Regions from separate parts of the Homo sapiens genome. Here region 2 is linked to region 1. The links are chromatin contacts, found by Hi-C or POLR2A ChIA-PET in ENCODE. All regions are on one chromosome and are shown on one strand. Each heading gives the region's core, a stretch centred on a gene start or an enhancer-like site at or near the end of the contact. The rest is flanking DNA. Distances are from core to core; before and after follow the strand shown.

What was found. A loop is a pair of places that touch in the nucleus more often than their neighbours do. ChIA-PET counts read pairs that join two places held with the same protein, here RNA polymerase II (POLR2A). Pooled maps may share reads with other maps.
Region 2: a loop to region 1 is called in a pooled map, with 3 times the contacts of the local background. The contact joins two enhancer-like sites. A Hi-C loop is called at or near these places in 5 of 50 pooled maps. POLR2A ChIA-PET finds 5 or more read pairs at or near these places in 3 of 52 experiments (AG04450, MCF 10A and Panc1).

Annotation. Positions count from the first base shown.
Region 1 is chr11:134,013,511-134,017,809 of GRCh38, forward strand. The region is part of intron 1 of LINC02730 (long intergenic non-protein coding RNA 2730); the gene reads left to right. Among named protein-coding and RNA genes, the nearest start is that of LINC02730, 7.4 kb to the left of the region's middle. Within about 2 kb of position 2,206, at least 2 of the 41 ENCODE cell types and tissues checked have a DNase peak (open chromatin) inside an H3K27ac peak, as active enhancers do.
Region 2 is chr11:134,137,349-134,141,647 of GRCh38, forward strand. It overlaps JAM3 (junctional adhesion molecule 3), which reads left to right. Exons shown (of 9, transcript NM_032801.5): 2 at 2,503-2,568; 3 at 3,309-3,422. Among named protein-coding and RNA genes, the nearest start is that of SNORD153, 12 kb to the right of the region's middle. Within about 2 kb of position 2,648, at least 10 of the 41 ENCODE cell types and tissues checked have a DNase peak (open chromatin) inside an H3K27ac peak, as active enhancers do.

The sequences.
Region 1 (4,299 bases), core at 956-3,455:
GTTTCAGCTTTTTTATAATGACTACATTCAGTCTCCACAGAGGCTATTTCCATAGAGCCCTCAAAATGAAAACTATACAAATGGGCCAAAGCCAAACAAAATGAGAATAGGTTTGTCACATTTTTGACAAACTGCCCAAAAGTTTGTCAATAGCACTCAGTTCTCTGAAGTCACCTCATGACATCTACTCCATCCACCTCTCAGAAGTCACAGCCAGCCGCAAGTTTCTGCCATCGGAAGGGCACACAGGTCTGCACTTCCGTCCGCTAAAAGAAATAGACTTAGGAAAATAATTGAGGGTTCAGGGGAAGAAGAGTTTCCTGAGGGGACAGCCAGGGACAGATTAAACAAATTACATCAGGGTGACAAACACACTTACCTTGATCTATGCATTATATAAATACTGAATGTCTCATTTTATTTTTCTTAACTTAGTTTTCTGTGTCCTACGGATGGTTGCTCATATCATGCTGTCCATCTTTAGACTTGATTCCTCAAAGACAGGTCTTTGTCTCAAATAATAATTTTTATTTAAAAACATGAACAAGGCCAGGTGCAGTGGCTCATGCCTGTAATCCCTGCACTTTGGGAGGCCAAGGCAGGGGGATCGCTTGAGCCTAGGAGTTTGAGAGCAGCCTGGGCAACATAGTGAGATCCTGTCTCTACAAAAAATACAAAAACTAGCCAGGCAGGATGGCACAAGTCTATAGTCCCAACTACTGGGGAAGCTGAGGTGGGAGGATTGCTTGATCCCAGGAGTTCAAGGCTGCAGTGAGCCATGATCGCTCCACTGCACTCCAGTCTGGGTGACAGAGCAAGGTGCTGTCTCAAAGAGAAATTTGGAAACACCCAAGGAAGTGTATCCCCTGCCTAAAAGCGAGAGCCTAAGCATGACGGAACTGCTGCTGGCAACCCTGGGAGAGAGGCAGGAGGGTTCTGATGTAAAATGTTCCTGATAACTAAGAACAAAAAACTGGAAAAAGCAGACTAGCGATAATATTTGTCAGGGGCACATGATTAGATTAAGTGTTAGAAGAAGGAGCCTAAAAATGGTGTAGAGAGAGAACCATAAGCAGACAAAGCCAAGTTACAGCCATTATAAGGAGCACTGGGAGCCCCTGCAAAGCCCCAAACACCTCACATGGGGGCACTGGAGAGTTGGTGGCCGAAGGGTCCAAGACCTCAGTGAGGCAGGAGGAACAAGTGCAGTTAATAATCATGCGCTGTAGCCTTGGAGGTTGCTAAGGGATTTTAAGTGTTCACAACACACAGTGATAAATATATGAGGTAATGTGTATGTTAATTAGCTCAGTTTAGCCATTCCATAATGTATCAAAACATCACAGGCCGGATGTGATGGCTCACGCCTGTAATTCCAACACTTGGGGAGGCCGAGGCAGGTGAATCACTTGAGTTCAGGAGTTCGAGACCAGCCTGGCCAACATGGCAAAACCCCATCTCTACTGAAAAAGCACAAAAATTTGCCGGGCGTGGTGGCACACACCTGTAGTCCCAGCTACTCAGGAGGCAGAGGTTGCAGTGAGCTGAGATTGCACCTCTTCACTCCAGCCTGGGCGACAGAGTGAGACTCTATCTCAAAAACAAAACAGAACAAAAAACCCCATCATGTTGTACATCAAAAACATATGCAATTTTTGTCAATCAAATTAATAATTTTTAAAATAAAGTTAAAAAGAAAAGGGTGTGGAATATTTAAGGAAGAAGCATTCATTCTTAATGGCTAATCTTTAAGAATGCAATAAGCCACCATGCCCAGCTAATTTGTATTTTTAGTAGAGATGGGGTTTCTCCATGTTGGTCAGGCTGGTCTCGAACTCTCAACCTCGGGTGATCCACCCGCCTTGGCGGGATTACAGGCATGAGCCACCACGCCCAGCCTAGTTCATCTTTCAAACATGACTTTCTCTTTAGATGTATGAAAAAAATTTCATAAAGAATGCTATTTTCCCAAGAAGCAGGTGAATGCTTGGACTTGGAACTATAAGAGCACATGCTAGGTGCCCTTAGTGTGTCATTAGACACCCTTGCTGCACTGCTGGACTGGACCGATTCAAAAATAAAACAAAAGGTCTAAACCCAGATGCATCCACTCCTCCCCAACAACATCCAGTCCACCATGGCTTCATTGCCTGGAGCAGGAGCCTGAGGTGGGCGCTGCAGTCTGGCTGCTGCACTGAGTCTCACACCTTCCACGGAGCCCTCACGCCCAGCTCTGCATTTCTCCTTGATCCAGACTGTTCTGTGGGTATTTTTAGCCTGGCTTCTTGGCAGTTTCACAAATGCTTTTCAAGATGCTTATGGCCATGTACTGAGAACTGCATGGTAGAAAATTGGGGAGCTCCCGTGAAATCTGCCCACTATACCTTTGTCCTACAGCCCCCCTCAAGAGGGTCCCCATCTTGCTCTCTGTCCCAGTTTTGCTCTCTGGCATGCCTGCTGCCAGAACCCTAGGCTGGATCTAGCCTAATAACTTTGGCATGAAATGAAAGGGAAGGCTCTTAAAGATATTACTTTTTTGGTCATTAAGCAAAGAGTCAGTTCTCCAATGGACTAACCTCTATTTGACTTTAGGATGCTAAGCACATGGCTTATGAGCTTGGAAGTTGTGATTCTTTAACTTCAACAAGAGAATGCTACACCAGAGGAGGGGGCCGGGCCACAGGGAGGGCAAAGTTGCCCATTTGACACCTATGGAAAAATAAGTAAGCATGGAGATCCCTTTCCTCTCTCTTCACTCAAAAAGTTTAGGAAGTATGGCAGCAAGGCAAATTTAGATGGAAAGAAAACTTTGCTGATGTTGGGATGTCATGTTCTGTCTTAAGGGCTTGAGAGATGCTAGTCATCTCCTACATACTAGGCTTAAAAGCCCTTTCCCTTATGAGATGTTTCGGAAGAAGAGAGATGGCTCAAACACAAGTATACCCAGCAGTGGAGTGGGGTGAGCTAAAGATGAGTTGGAGTAATGGGAAGAGCATAGAGGAAGGAGTGACTCTAAGTAGCAAGCCACTCAGCACTCCTGGACCTCAGTTTCCTCTTCTATTTAATAAGGAGCTGAAGTGAACGTCCTTAGCTTTCAAGCTCTGACATTGTATGATTCTGGAGGTCTTGTCCAGTTTGAGAAGAATGTAATTCCAGATGGCGAATCCCAGGATTTGTAAGGTTACATCACTAGTCACTGCCAGGTCAACTTTCTCAATTACTTGTGGTAGAGTCTTGGACTCCTCTGATGCCACAAAAAAGAATAGATTATGTCCCTGGCAGGATGCAGGCTCACAGACAATCCCTTGCTTGAATTAAATGGAAACTTTTTCACTTGATGAGCATGGAAAGGGTGGGGCTGTGGGGGGAGAGAGAGAGAAGAAAATATAGCAGGAGAACCAAGACTCTTGAGAAAGCTCCACTGTTGGAGGAGACCTCTCCTGTCCAAAGAAGAGAGGAGATTATGTCATAGAAATACATAGCTATCCCTGCATATTTATTCATGCACCTAGACAAATCACAAGGTGAACAGGGAGATGCCAACCCTGTTACGGTCCTCATGCCCAGATCTTCTGTGTCCTTCTTAAACACAAGGCAGGTGATAGGGCGTGTGGACCTGCCTGCTCCCTCACAGTGATGGATGTTGAGTGGCACTGCAGGGAGGCAGGATCTTGTCACAGCCCTTCCCGTTTCAAATATTTGTGCCAACCACCTGTCGGCATTCCCCTCCTATATCCAGAAAACCCACTGCATCTTCTTCCCTCAAATACGGTGGCACTGGTTGAACAGCACAGCCAAGCCAGAAAGCATTGTGGTTGGGTACCAGATGAGTATCTGCACTCACGTATGAAAACTCTCCGCTATTGCTCACATATAAAATGATGTTAGTATCTGTCCCTTCTCATAAGAAGGTAACATGATGGAAGATGTGGACGTTTCTGAGAAGTCTCGAATGCAGACAGTTATGGTCACTGCCCTCTGTCAAGTGCATGGCTGGCATCCTAGACTTCTTTGTCACACAAAAGACATCTCTGCCTCTCGCCACCTGGAACAGACATCTTGCTTCTGTCTGTTTCATTGATTGCTGTCTCATTCTGTTCCTTGCTTAAAAAATCTTTTTCCCTTGCTGATGCCTCTTACTTCTCTCTCTCAACTGTTATTTCGGCAGCTCTGCTATTTAGCTCCATGGTGTCATAGCAAACAGTTGGTGGGAAGGAACTGTGCTAAGTGACATCGCATCAAAATTCAGGACTGGCTTCTTAGTGGGTAGAAGCCCTCTTCAAAGCTCATCACAATTTC
Region 2 (4,299 bases), core at 1,398-3,897, 120 kb after region 1:
TTTCCACCATTTTGACCAATCAGCCTGTATCTCCTTATAATGTACTTCTATTTCTCTAGACTATAAGCTCTCCCATTTTCTTATTTCTCTTGGCTTCATACTTCTTAAGAGAAAAGATGTGATTGGGTTGTCCAGTCATCATCCAGGTGAGCAGTGCTCTCATGACTCACCTCTCAGGTCCTTGATGGTCTTTGGGCCAGAGCTGATCTCTGGTCATAGTCCCTTAGAGCCAGTGGTGGTGCCTCGTCGAAGTCATGGTGCTCATACTGAGAGAAATGTTTATGGCCAATAGTCCCTTAGAGCCAGTGGTGGTGTCTCGTCTAAGTCGTGGTGCTCATACTGAGAGAAATGTTTATGGCCAGTAGTCCCTTAGAGCCAGTGGTGGCGTCTCGTCAAAGTCGTGGTGCTCATACTGAGAGAAATGTTTATGGCCAGTAGTCCCTTAGAGCCAGTGGTGGCGTCTCGTCAAAGTCGTGGTGCTCATACTGAGAGAAATGTTTATGGCCAGTAGTCCCTTAGAGCCAGTGGTGGCGTCTCGTCAAAGTCGTGGTGCTCATACTGAGAGAAATGTTTATGGCCAATAGTCCCTTAGAGCCAGTGGTGGCGTCTCGTCGAAGTCGTGGTGCTCATACTGAGAGAAATGTTTATGGCCAATAGTCCCTTAGAGCTAGTGGTGGCGTCTCGTCAAAGTCGTGGTGCTCATACTGAGAGAAATGTTTATGGCCAATAGTCCCTTAGAGCCAGTGGTGGTGTCTCGTCTAAGTCATGGTGCTCCTACTGAGAGAAATGTTTATGGCCAGTAGTCCCTTAGAGCCAGTGGTGGCGTCTCGTCGAAGTCGTGGTGCTCATACTGAGAGAAATGTTTATGGCCAATAGTCCCTTAGAGCCAGTGGTGGCGTCTCGTCGAAGTCGTGGTGCTCATACTGGAAGAAATGTTTATGGCCAATAGTCCCTTAGAGCCAGTGGTGGCGTCTGGTCGAAGTCGTGGTGCTCATGCTGAGAGAAATGTTTATGGCCACTAGTCCCTTAGAGCCAGTGGTGGTGTCTCGTCGAAGTCGTGGTGCTCATACTGGAAGAAATGTTTATGGCCAATAGTCCCTTAGAGCCAGTGGTGGTGTCTCGTCGAAGTCGTGGTGCTCATGCTGAGAGAAATGTTTGTGGCCACTTTCCTTAGAAGGAGCCCGTGTGGCCTTGGTAGAGACTCGGAGCCTCACATATCATTCTTTACTAGTGCATCACTGGGCGCTTTCATTTTGAAGGAGAAGTAGAAGGGGCTGCACATGCATGGTATGTATTTCTGGCTCCCAGAGGGAGTAGCCATGGTTATCCAAACAAAATAACATTATCTTCACTTGTCCTTTGTTCTATAACTTTTTGTGGAAGTGTTTTAGGAACCAATAGCAATTCAGGTATATTACACTTCTGTTTTCCATCCCTTTTTATTGAATTATTGTTTAGGGCTTTTGCTAGAATTAGTGAAATCTGACTATTTAGAAAGAAAAGATCCATGTAGCTGGGCCATTAAAGAAGATAAAGGAAAAGAATGGGCTGTGTGAGGCTGCCCAATATGCAAGGAGTTAAAGCAGCTTGGAGCAGAGTTGCTCTGTGATTTTCTTTAGCGGTTATCATAAGCCAGGACCCAGAGACCTTCATCAAGGTGTTCTGTATGAAGGCCTTCTTTGGGGATGGCATGTTTTATTAGAGGCATGGCAGCTAAAGAATAATATTTTGTAGGTAGTCCATGTACCTACTTGATCTTCTCTCCAAGATTAGTTGAGAAATTTTGAGACCATGGTAAACAGGTTTCTGATGTTTGCCCAAACCCATAAGGAATCAGATGCTAGTTTTGAAAGGGATTGCCATGCAATTAGTTATCTTGCTTTCATCAATGATATAAACTCAGCTTCGTGAAAATTACCGTGTTATATTATTATTTTTCTCATTTCAACAAAGACCGGTGAAAACTTCTTCGTGGACTGGAACCACCGGGTTGCTCATACAGCGAGGTGGACTCCTAGCTGGTTGATAACCATACCCAGAGAGTGTTGATGCCGTCCCGAAGGGAAGAGTTCCAGCCCAAGAGTCTGGCCCATATCACGTGCCACTGAGGGTGCCTGTGCAGGATTGGAAGCCTGGGGAAGAGGGGAAGATGGAGGGAGAAAGGGCAGAAGGCCCGGGCAGGTCTGGGAGGAGAGGTGTCGAAGGGTCAATAGGAAATGCTTAGACAAAGGCTTTAAAGCTCTGAGGGCTTTGTTCTGGGACTAAAAAGGAGAAGGAATTCTTAGAACTCTTCTCTTTCCCTTGGCTCCTTCCAGTGAAGGTCAGATTTGAGAGAGAAAGCAGTTAACTTGGCTTACCTAAGAGACTTTATTGTGGAATATTTTTCCATCCTCTGTGGTTAGTAACCATAGCCTACGCAGACGGGAAAACCTGACCTCAGTGCAAGGTTTCTCTGCCGTTTGAGATACATTGTCTCTGATTTTACTTTTCTTTCTCCTTCAGGCTGCCTGATAGGGGCTGTAAATCTCAAATCCAGCAATCGAACCCCAGTGGTACAGGAATTTGAAAGTAAGTACAAACGAAATGCCTAGGATAATGGGCACCATCTACTGGACATTTGATGTCTTGCAGCCAACTCAGGACACATCTGTCTCTGTAAGTGTGCCAGGGAGATGTTCCGGGTGGACTGCTCTGCGGTGCACAGGCCTGGAAGCATGGCATCAGCAGGCCGGCAGTGAGCCCTGTGCAGTTTTCCATCAGCTGTCATCGCACTCCTGCCTGGCTTTGTGATCACACAACAAATAAATTTCTTTTTTCTTTTTGAGATGGAGTCTCGCTCCTGTTGCCCAGGCTGGAGTGTAGTGGCGCAATCTTGGCTCACTGCAGCCTCTGCCTCCTGAGTAGCTGGGATTACAGGCACCCGCCACCACACCCAGCTGATTTTTGTACGGGGTTTTGCCATGTTTGGCCTGACTGGTCTCAAACTCCTGACCTCAGGTGATCCACCCTCCTTGGCCTCCCAAAGTGCTAAGATTACAGGTGTGAGCCACCGCGCCTGGCCAAGAAATTTCTTATATACAAGCAGGGTGTTTAAGGGAGGGGTACACTATGTAGTAAAATCCTTGCTAATTATCTTTATTGTTTTTCTGGCAAAAAATCCTTTCTCAAAGTCTCTTGGAGTGTGGAGTTGGCTACGTTTTTAATCTGCATGAAAGGCCTCTTGAATTAGAGCTTGCAGGGTCTGGGTGCAGCTGAACGTAGAAGCACTCCACATTCACCGAGAGCTCTTTTTCTTCTTTGCGTGTTAGGTGTGGAACTGTCTTGCATCATTACGGATTCGCAGACAAGTGACCCCAGGATCGAGTGGAAGAAAATTCAAGATGAACAAACCACATATGTGTTTTTTGACAACAAAATTCAGGGTATGATCCTGTAGTCCTCTTGCCTGCTGACCTTTCCTCTGTCCATAGACCTGGGTATACACTCTTGGCCAGAAACTTACCTCAGACTGGTAACCTGCATCTGTAGCTAGGACCGTTTTTTTTTTTTTAAAGATTTATAATTATGGAAAATTTCAAATATATGCAAAAGTAATGCAAATGGTATATCAAGCCTCCCTGTCCCTGTCCCCCAGCATCAACAAGTGCAGTTCATTAGCTAGGATCTTAATCTGCTCACAGCCCCATTTCTTTGGGGAATCAAAGTGAACATTTTCCTAGGCCATCTTCTCATGATCCTGATGTGAGTGATGTAGGTGAGTGAATGAGAAGGACCATATGTTTCAGCAAGGGCACAGCACAAATGGACTGAGCCACCCACTGTGTTTCTGGCTTGGTGCTGGGGTTGCCGATGGGGAGAAAACACGGTGTACCCTGAAGTGACATCCTCCCGGGTGGGAGGATGGTGGTCAGGGAAGGCTCCCCAAAGTGGCCTCTCTGGGTGCGGTGTGAAGGGTGGCTGGTTAGCAGGCAAGATGGTATGGAGGGAGGTGGTGATCAGGAGAGAATGCTGTGTATGAAGACGCAGAAGCAACAGACGGACTGGCTGATGGGAAAGACTGGAAGTTCCCCACTGTTGCCGGTACATGGACAGGGAGAGAGGGAGGAGAGGGGGGAGAGGGGCTGGAGAGGTTGCCTGGCCAGGCAGACTGCACTGAATGCCAGGCGAGCATGGGCGGTATCTGAGGGCCCGCTGTGAGGCTCTCAGGGGAGGTGCCGTGGCTGCATCTATGTTTCAGAAGACTGAAGTGGCTGCTGTAGAGAAGAGATTGGAGGCGGCACAACTCAGAGCAGAGGCCCA